Regions from separate parts of the Mus musculus genome. Here region 1 is linked to region 2. Evidence: chromatin contacts called from ENCODE Hi-C or POLR2A ChIA-PET data. All regions are on one chromosome and are shown on one strand. Each heading gives the region's core, a stretch centred on a gene start or an enhancer-like site at or near the end of the contact. The rest is flanking DNA. Distances are from core to core; before and after follow the strand shown.

The links. Hi-C counts contacts between places; a loop is a spot of excess contacts on that map. ChIA-PET counts read pairs that join two places held with the same protein, here RNA polymerase II (POLR2A).
Region 1: a map of heart shows a loop between it and region 2 (1.9-fold over the local background). The contact joins two enhancer-like sites. A Hi-C loop is called at or near these places in 6 of 37 maps with a recorded cell type or tissue (gastrocnemius and heart). POLR2A ChIA-PET finds 5 or more read pairs at or near these places in 2 of 5 experiments (Patski and embryonic stem cell).

The regions. Positions count from the first base shown.
Region 1 is chr4:150,553,647-150,559,222 of GRCm38, reverse strand. All of the region lies in intron 11 of Rere (arginine glutamic acid dipeptide (RE) repeats), which reads right to left. Among named protein-coding and RNA genes, the nearest start is that of Gm52709, 89 kb to the right of the region's middle. Within about 2 kb of position 2,627, at least 1 of the 3 ENCODE cell types and tissues checked has a DNase peak (open chromatin) inside an H3K27ac peak, as active enhancers do; it is heart, where a contact is called at or near this core.
Region 2 is chr4:150,493,707-150,498,715 of GRCm38, reverse strand. All of the region lies in intron 7 of Rere (arginine glutamic acid dipeptide (RE) repeats), which reads right to left. Among named protein-coding and RNA genes, the nearest start is that of Gm52709, 29 kb to the right of the region's middle. Within about 2 kb of position 3,020, at least 1 of the 3 ENCODE cell types and tissues checked has a DNase peak (open chromatin) inside an H3K27ac peak, as active enhancers do; it is heart, where a contact is called at or near this core.

The sequences.
Region 1 (5,576 bases), core at 1,378-3,877, 61 kb before region 2:
TGAGCTACAAGAGGTTATATCTCAAAAATATGTGTTCATAAGTGTTTACATTATAAAATTATATTTATGTAAGTATATATATATATTTATATTGCATACACATATATACTGTTTATATATTCTGTGTGTGTGTGTGTGTGTGTGTGTGTGTATATACCAGTGGCTTACAATAACAAGACGCCCAAGCACCAAATGGTCACCTTTGTGGAGCTATATAACTGTACTAGCACAGCTCTGGGCAACAACGACCCATATTCATACAGACATATGATCTCAAATCAAATACACTATATCTGTAAGCCACTGAGACGTCTCCTGACTTCCCAGATCAGGAAAAGGCACCACAGGCTCACTGTAATCCCTGGTAGGGACTTTATTTTCCCTTTATATGATATTAGCCTGAGTTCCTCACTGAGTTCAGCTAAGATATCACCGACCAAAGCAAAGAAAACCAGCTGGGCATGGTAGTTCACATCTTTAGCCCCAGAACTGGAGAGGCAGAGGCAGGCTGATCTCTGTAAGTTCAAAGCCAGTCTGTCTGGTGTACATGGTACATTCCAGACCATCCAGGGCTACGTAGTGAGATCCTACTCAAAGAAGAAAAAAAACCCATAAAACAAGATTATGAGGGCTGGTGAGATGGCTCAGTGGGTAAGAGCACCCGACTGCTCTTCCAAAGGTCCGGAGTTCAAATCCCAGCAACCACATGGTGGCCCACAACCATCCGTAACGAGATTTGACTCCCTCTTCTGGAGTGTCTGAAGACAGGTACAGTGTACTTACATATAATAAATAAATAAATAAATCTTTAAAAACAAAACAAAACAAGATTATGAGCCCAAAGGGAAGGAAAGTCAATGTCTTTTTAAGAAATGCAGTCCAGTGGAGCTAAGAAGCACTTCCATCAAAGGCAGACCTCAGTCACCAGTAAGCTTCCTGTCAACCAGCAGTCACTGTCTCCTACCCACCACAGGCACTGTGTTTGCTCACTCTGCCCCCGTGAATGATGGCTATCACACTCAGGCAAGTCCCTAAAGGGAGGCTTCTAGATAGAAAGCTGGTATGAGCCAATCACAAGGCTGCCCTGCTGGTTTCTGTTCAGAACAACAGTGCTCCCATGATACCTCACTTTTGCTAAAAATATTGATACTGAGGGAACATGAACACAGCTGTGTGTAAATCACACACACAAACAGATCAGCTCTATCTGCTTAAAAGGGATACAAACACACTACTAATGCATTTGCATTCACAGTTGGACACACTGAGCTGCAAGCTGAGACTTTTCTGCCCCCTCCTCCCTTCTGATGCAGAACATGGTTCCCTGCACTTGTTTGTTGGAGAAGGTATCTGAGGTTAGGAAGGAGATACTGTCATAAGAGCTGTGGAGTTTCATTTTGGCAGGAAAATCCATCTTGCTAGAGTGACTTTAGTTAGGAGCAGGGGGCACCCATTACTTCTGGCATTTTGCTGGTGAAGGCAAGACAGCTGTTCAAGGCTAGGCTAGCTACACTGAAAGATTATCTCAAAAAAGAAAAGTGGAGGTAATGTGGGGGATGGGAGAAAAGGCAGCATGGGCAGAAGCAGAAAGTGGGGAGCCTGGGCGTGTTCAGAAAGAACAATCAGAAGCCCTGTCTTCTATAATAGGCTCACACAGACACATATTGTGCTCACACAGACACATATTGTGCTCACACAGACACATATTGTGCTCACACAGACACATACTGTGCTCACACAGACACATACTGTGCACACGCTTGAAAGAGACCCACCAGCTGGGCAGTGGTGGTGCACACCTTTAAACCCAGCACTTGGGAGGCAGAGGCAGGCAGATTTCTGAGTTCCAGGCCAGCCTGGTCTACAGAGTGAGTTCCAGGACAGCCAGGGCTACACAGAGAAACCCTGTCTCGAAGGAAAAAAAAAAAAAAAAGGAGAGAGAAAAAAAAGAAAGCAATAAAGGAAGAAGTTCCAATAACAATATGTGGACACAACAAGGACCTAATTTTATTCTTTTCTGTGTGTATGTGTGATAAAAATCCTCCAATTAACTTCCTTCTTTTATCTTTTCGCAACGTCGTTCCTATAAACCGAGAGGGGGAGGGGAAGAGAGATCCATTTCTAAGGCTTGGTTTACGGTGCTTACAGTTTCACCAATAAATCATCTCCCAATCTGGGCTTGGAAAAGCACTGGCCACGGTTTGATTGCTCCAGCCCCAGGTTGCCAGGCAACCAGCACAAGGGGGAAGTCTGAGAAGAGCTGACAGATAGCCAAGTGGCTGAAACAACAGACTTCTCTCTGTCACAAATGTGTTTCAGAGCACTACTTGCCCACCTCCTGCTCTCTGCTAAACACGACATGACTGTAAAATCAAAATCAAAAGGCCCCTGTAATAAAAACATACTTCCTGCCCAATTACCAATTGTTAAAATGCTGTGGGGAGGCCCAGATCACACAGTGTACTGCAACAGAAATGTGATACTGTAAACGAGATGAAGTCGCAGCGTTTGAGAAACCTGAGCTAAATGCGGCCTTGTCATTTCAAGTCAGGGGACCTGGTGCGCAGAGGAAATCAGCAGCCAGAGAAGCACCGGAAGGAGAACAGCGACTGATGGAGGAGGACGTTAAAGGAACAACCCAGACAACTACGTTACAGGGGAAGTCACAACTGCTTGATAAAAACCAAGAAACTCTTCAACTGTTCACTGTGGCTTAGAGACAACAAGAGTGTCCTTCCTCTTCAGGGTTGATCAAGGACCTCCTGGAAGCCACACGTGCTGGTGGTTCCAACTGGACTCCCAAATGCTTAACTGTGACCTGGATTATCAGAATGCATTCTATTCTTAGGATAATGTTGATTTGACCAGTTTGAGACACAAGAGTCTAAGGAAGCATGCGCAGCCCCTAGGGTCTGTGTCCTAAGCCAGCACACACGGCGCCCACAGGTATAATAAGTACCAACTCTGAGGCCATGGCATTGAACCTGACATCTTGAATGTTCCAGAAACAAGGGGCAATTCTTAATCTGTTTTATGCCATAGATACTTTGTCATTCTGGCCAACCTAAGTCTCCTAAAAAACAGTTTGTGTTTGCCTAAATACATGGGACTTCAGAGGGAGCCAGTGATAATGAAATTCCATCACTAAAACATTTTTAAAGTTTATTTTTATGTATATTAAGTGTTTGCCTGCATGTATGTAGTGCACTGCATTTGTGCAGTCCCTGAGAAGGCCAGAAGATGGTGTCATATACCTTAGAACTAGACTTACAGGCTCCTGTCCACAGCAATGTGGGTACTGGGAACTGAAGCCAGGGCCTCTTGAGAGTGGCCAAGTCTTACCAGCAAGACATTTCTCCAGCTCCACCTAAACATTTTTTCCTTTTTTTTCTTTTTTGATTTTTCTAGACAGGGTTTCTCTGTGTAGCCTTGGGTGTCCTGGAACTCACTTTGTAGACCAAGCTGGCCTCAAACTCAGAAATCTGCCTGCCTCTGCCTCCTAAGTACTGGGATTAAAGGCGTGCGCCACCACGCCCGGCACCTGAACATTTTAAAAGGTGTGCTGGAGTGGTGTGTGTGCTACATTAACAATAAAGAGCAAAACTACCTGAGGGTCTGCTATAGGGAAGAGGTGGTGGTGTGCATTTTTTTTCAGTGTGAGCTCACAACATGGGCTTCAGAGTACAAGGGCAGAAGTATTCTATCAAAGCAATGTCAGCCAGTTCATGCTTGGGCGCCCAGGATGACCCTCTCTTTATACTACCAACCCATATCCTACCAGGTCTCCAGGACTCTCCTGGGGACCAGACTGATGATTCAAATAGTTCTTAGGGAATCCATTTCCAAACCCTCAGCTTTCGTAGGATTCATCTGTCAGAGAGGGCCGGTATCTACCTTTCCTTCTCATCTCTATTTATTTGTTTCTGTTGTTGTCTGTTTTTATTATTGAGACAGGGTTTCTCTGTGTAGCCTTGGCTTTCCTGGAACTCAATCTGGCTTGAACTCCTAGAGATCCACTGGCCTCTGCTCCTGAGATTAGAGTGTGCTTCACCACCTCCGGCTTTCTTCCCTCCCCTCTTCTCTTAGGAGGAAGCTTTGGTGCTCTCAGGGCACTGCATAGAGCACAATTCAAGGCCCCAGGGCTAAGTTGGATACTTTTTGTTGTTGTTGTTGTTTTCTGGGACAGGGTTTCTCTGTGTAGCCCTGGCTGTCCTGGAACTCACTCTGTAGACCAGGCTGGCCTCGAACTCAGAAATCCACTTGCCTCTGCCTCCCGAGTGCTGGGATTAAAGGTGTGCGTGTGCCACCACACCCGGCTTTAGATACTTTTTAATTCTGTTTTCAACCTAATTGAAGTTTTGATGAAATACCATTTGTTAGGCAACTGAAAACAGAACCCAACAACAGATCATACTTTGGGCATTATTATGGAAGGAACTCAGGTAAATCAGTGGTGCTGGCAACCCTTAATTTCCATCTGTTTATTCACGTAAGCATGGCTTCCTGGCACTGACATCTACAAATAACTGACAAACGGGAATGAGCAGAACATCACCTCATGCTAATGTTCATCTAAGAGCTAATTTTTAGAAAGTCCACCGCATTCACCAGGCAGCGATGACACGCACTTGGGAATGTGTATGATGGATGAGTTTTAGTTTGCCTTATGTCTGCGCACCATGTTCCTGGGACTTCTGGAGGCATAGAGAGCATAGGAACTCCTAGACTGGAGCTAACAGACATTGTGAGCCACCATTTGGTGCTGGGAACTAAACCAGGGTCCCCTGTAAGACATTAAGTACTCTTAACCACCGAGGAGTTCTCTAGACACCCATTTTATTTTAAATGTCAACATTTGTACATTGGAAATGACATCCTCATGATAAAAAAAAAAAACCACATACACACAAAAACACACAAAGCAAACAAACAAGACACACAACGACAACTGCCAGATGGCTAGTGATATGGCTCAGCGAGTGGAGTGTTGTCTAGCACACAAGAAGTATTGGTTACACTGGAGGGTGAGACAGGAGGAACAGAGTTCGAAACCTCCAGCCTGGGCTGCATGAGAGACTAAAATGGTCAGTGTGAATGGTTGCAGGGACCTTCTTCTAGATGCTTCACATGCAGCTTCTGCACTGTGTTCTTTTGAGATAGCGTGCTGGCCTAGGTCACCTGGCTCTGGTTTCTAAATGCTGGTGATTACAGTAGTGCTACCATGCCTGGTGGGGGTTGGGACAATTTTTTTTTTTAAGTTTTGTTTTACTTTGTACCAACTGAAGAGAGACATGGAAATTCTCTGGAGTACCAAGCAAGCACTGTCCGTATCAACTAGACTCAGCACACTCTGGATTAACTCTGTAGAGCCAGTGAGGGCTCCAGAGCTAGTCCCAGCATTGCATCTTCCTCTGTGCTGGCCTCAGGGGACCTTCCCACATTCTGACTTCTGTCCTTACAGTATCACCCCCTTCTGTTGAGGTTGTCATGTCTGCCAGAAACCTTGTCCTGACAGCCATTTAGTAACTGTCAGTTCAGTGGCATTTCCTTCCTAGGTACTTAGAGCCGAACTGTCG
Region 2 (5,009 bases), core at 1,771-4,270:
CAAGGAAGAAGGTGGGCATTTTCAAGGGGAAATAAAACTACAACAGCTCACCAGAAGCAGACTGACTAGAAAGGTTATGATGCTGACACACTCACACAAGAAGCTCATTTTGAAAGGGTAGGCATCTGCTTTCCTTTTTGAGAAAGAAGCTTGTAGTTGGACTACTCAGGTAGGTTTATGTAGAGAACAAGAACCATGTTGAGAATTCAACAGACCAAGTCACATCAACTTTCTAAAACTACCTGCTTGGCTTGGCTTGGCTTGGCTTGGCTTGGCTTGGCTTGGCTTGGCTTGGTTTGGTTTTGGTTTTGGTTCTGGGAGACAAGGTTTCTCTGTGTAAGCTCAGCTCAGCTACAATTTACTGTGTAGATGAGGCTGGCCTGGAACTCAGAGATCTGCCTGCCCCGACTCTAGAGTGTACATCACCACACCAAACCAACCTGCTTGCTTTTTTCACTTGGCATAGCCACTATTTCCACCCTAACATGTTCATTTCTATTTCCTAGACAGCCATGACCAAACTAGCCTGCCAAAGCCTTGCCACAGACTTTTCAAATGCTTTCTGAATGCAAGGAGCTCCTATTGTACCTCAGAAAGCCTGAACCACAGCTTCTCTGGTGACTTGAATTTACAGCTCAATCTTTGGCCTATTCTAGAATGTCTCTGCTACTTTATGGTTCCCTAATGGTTGTGCGATCTACCTACTATCCCACTTATTTAGGAGAAGCAGGCAGAGCTGTGAGTTCAAGGCTCTCATGGTCTGCATGATAAGTTATAGATAGGCCAGCTATGATTACTTTCTGAGGCAATATCTCAATACCTAGCCTCAAACTCAAGACCTATGAGAGCCGCCACGCTGTTTACCATTGTTCTAGTACTGCACCAAGATCCAATAATAGTTGATATTTTAAAGACAGTGTGCAATGCTTTGGTTTCTGTTTTGCTTTATTGCTGGAACGGCAACCACCCTACTGCCAATTTAAGTTCCCACACGAAAGCTGGTATACAATGTGAACACTTATTAATAATCTTCTGGATTGTCACATGATACAAGGAGAAAATCAATTCTGGAAACTTGTCCTCTAGCCTCCACCTATGCATCATGGAATGTCCATACACACGCATAAAGTAATTTGAAAAAATATATTTTTTAAAGATTTATTTACTTATTATATGTAAGCACACTGTAGCTGTCTTCAGACACTCCAGAAGAGGGAGTCAGATCTCGTTACAGATGGTTGTGAGCCACCATGTGGTTGCTGGGATTTGAACTCCGGACCTTCGGAAGAGCAGTCGGGTGCTCTTACCCACGGAGCCATCTCACCAGCCCGAAAAAATTTTTTAAGTGAGGGGTCTACAGAATGGCTCAGGGGATAAAGGGACGTGCAACCAAGCTTGATGACATGAATTAGAAAACATGATGGAAGGAGAGTCCCAACTCTGATTTACACGTGTGTAAAGTTAATTTTAAAACTTAAAAAGAATCCCAATTACATACAAACAATAACATCATTGTAACTTTCTTGACCAGGAGAAAGCTCAGAGGCTGTAGGTGCTGGGATTGGGAGGGAAGGATAGAACTACCTAGGGAAAGGGCAGCGGGACTGAGAGCTTGGAAGAGACAACAGTTGCACCCTGATATAGGAGCACAGATATGCACTCGTGCGCTTGCATGAGCACTCCAGGGCACGTGCACGCACGCTCGTGCACACATACACAGAGGCAGGCAGAAACTTCCCCCCACACTTGCATGCTCTTCTGCTTGTGGTTCTATGTTTGTTTGTTTGTTTGAGACAGGGTTTCTCAGTGTAGAACTGGCTGTCCTGAATCTCTTTCTGTAGACCAGATGGCCTCAAACTCAGAGATCACCTGCCTCTGCTTTCTGAGTGCTGGGATTAAAGGTGTGTACCACTACTACAAGGCAGGAGCTAAATTTTTTAAAAAGTCAACAGATGGGCTACAAATAGACTGAAATAGGAAAGAAAGGCAGACATGAGAGAGGCTGAGTAACAGACACAGCCTCCAGGTCTATACAAAGAACTGAGCCAGTACTGTTGCAGAGTCAACTAACTCCAAGGTTGGAGGTGGTGGCAAAAGCCTTTAATCCCAGCATTCAGGAGGCAGAGCTAGGTGGAACTCTGAGTTCTAGGGCAGCCAAGGCTACACAGAGAAACTGTCTCAGAAAAGGCCAGAACAATCAACAAACTCCAAGACATCTAATTTAAAATAATGACAAGAAATCCCAGAAAGTGTGTCTGTGTGCGAGTGAGTATATGAGTGTGTGTTGAGTCTGTGAGTGAGAGACAGGGTGTGTGTGTATTCCTATGAAGTCCATACTGGACTCAAACTGACAATCTGGCTTTGCCTTCCAAAGATCATAGGTCAGCTCCATTGTACCTGCTGACTTCTTACATTTTCTACTTCCTAGGAACCTCTGTGATTTGAAACACCAAAATACTATGGATCCAACTTAATATGTATATCTGTGTTCATTCTATTTAAAAATTACCATTGTCCCTCCTAGCACAGATAATTTCTCTGTATAGCTAATATAAATTATGTTTTGAAAAATAGCTGACTCTCAACCTCTAGTATTCTACAAATCTTTGGTTAGGATATAAAAAACTAACCAGTTGCAAAAGCCAAATAACAATGATGATGGTAAGTCATTGTGTTTATTTTTGTAGTATCAAAAGAAAAAGAAAAGAGAACTCATTGTATATGAAAACTGATACAAAAGAAACTGATGTAACAAAGCAGTATCCATAGCAACTACAACTTAATATTTCAGCTCTCTTCAGCTGCAGTGGATTAAATAAAATGACAAGATGTTCCCTTTGAAAAGTAACCTGTTACCATGGAAACAGTTTAGTCGAAGAAGTAAACAGGGAGTGGACAGAAAGGCAGAAAGCTTGTATCTGAATTTCTAAAAGGGAGAAGAGTCTGTGCCAGGAGGCAAGGCGGAAGCCACCAGCCACAGAGAGGCTTCTCCTGACTTGGTCCCTCAGGCCTGCACCACCCTAGGGCTGGCCTGAGAATGGACAGCATCATTTCATCATCCCAAAGAAAGGGAAGAGGGAGCAGCCTCTGTGGATATGTGCTGCACAGTACAAGTACTCTGCACTCCAGAACAAGACAATGACTCAGGTCAACTTTAGTTTCACATGTAGTCTGGACATGATATATATATATATATATATATCTCCAGCTCTTAAGGGCAAATAACTAAGGCTGCAGCTATGGTATGAACTAGACAGAGGCCTGCTGGACAGTCACTGCTATTCTTAGCACAATGTGATGGCTATCAGTTACAACAGGACAAATCTGCAAACTTCACTGCAGCCTCTATCAGTCATGACTTTCTGGAACAGTCACAGATCATACAAATGGCTGTCCTGTTCTGAAGAGAAAAACCACCGTGAAGATAGGAACCAAGCCTACTTTTAGCTCCCTACTACGTCTAAGAGCAGCCTGGCTCTTACCAGTGCACACTTTAAGCTTTAGCTGGCATGTAGTAAGTGTGCATTTTTGCTACGTGTGCTGTGTGTACTTCTCCCCCTCCCCATGTGCTGTTTTTCCAGGCAGTCTGCCCTCCATTTCATGTCACATTTTAATCTAGGAGAAGAAACATATAATTATTATTTTTCAGTCTAGTTTGTTTTACTTAAAAGGATGATCCTGCAGTTCCATCCATTTACTTTCACACTTCCTTATAGTTGAATAACTTTCCATAGCAGCACACTGTCTTGATCTGTTTCTATGCGCGAGAACCTAGGCTTTCCACACATGGCTACTGTGAACAATACTGCCATAACCCTGGATACAGAGCATCTCTGGCGTGGTGACTCCTCTGGCAGACGAGCCTGCGAGGGTATGGTGGGTCACCTTTGGGTTTCTTGAGGAACACCTGTAACTCATCACCATCGTGGCTACACCATTTTATATCACTAGAAACAATGTGTGAGTGTTCCTTTCTGTCCACTGTCCCTTCAAAGTCATTCTGATTTCCTTTCACGTGTATGTGTGCACCTGTACAGTGCAGTCAGTGACTGCAGTGGCCAGAAGGTGTTCAGATCTCACAGAGAGTGGGTTATAGGGGATTATGTGCCACGGGACATTGGATGCTGGGAATCAAAACTTCAGACCTCTAACCAATAATTGCTGAGCCTTCTTCTCCAGGCCCCTATTAGTTAGTTTCCTTTCCTTTAGATTTATTTACTTTATGTGTATAAATGTTTTGCTTCTATGTATGTCCATGCACCACATGCATGCCTGGTGCTCAGAGAAGTCAGAAAGGCAGTGGATCCTTGGAGCTAGGGTTATGGATAGTTGTAACTAAGTCCCAGAGCCTCTGGAAGGGCAGTGAGTGCACTTGACCACTGTCCCATCTGTCCAGAGACTTTCCCATCCCACACCCCTAATTTGCTTTCTTTTTTTTTTTTTTTAAAGATTTATTTATTTATTATATGGAAGTACATTGTAGCTATCTTCAGACACTCCAGAAGAGGGCGTCAGATCTCGTTACGGATGGTTGTGAGCCACCATGTGGTTGCTGGGATTTGAACTCTGGACTTTCGGAAGAGCAGTCGGGTGCTCTTACCCACTGAGCCATCTCACCAGCCCCTAATTTGCTTTCTTAATGACAGTCTCTGACTGAAGTGAGACAGAATCTTGATGTAGTTTTGATGTGCATTTCCTGGTGTCTAAAGAGGTTGGACACTAATACATATTTTTTGAATGAACAATAACTCTAATATTCTAAATCAAGTGTGTCTTAGCTATAGACAGCAACTACTGGCTTTATTCCAAGGTAATAAAGAAAGTCACTGGGGACAGAAGGCTAATCTTCCAAGCAAAATCAATCCAAGAACAGGTCTGACAAACAGGAACAAAGTCCAGCTTTCACTCAAAAACAGTAAAGTATGGAGAACAGCCCACGCCCACAGGCATGGAGTCAGCACAGGTGTGCTGCAAAGCTGGAAGCACAGCGTAAGCGCCTCTGAGTGAGC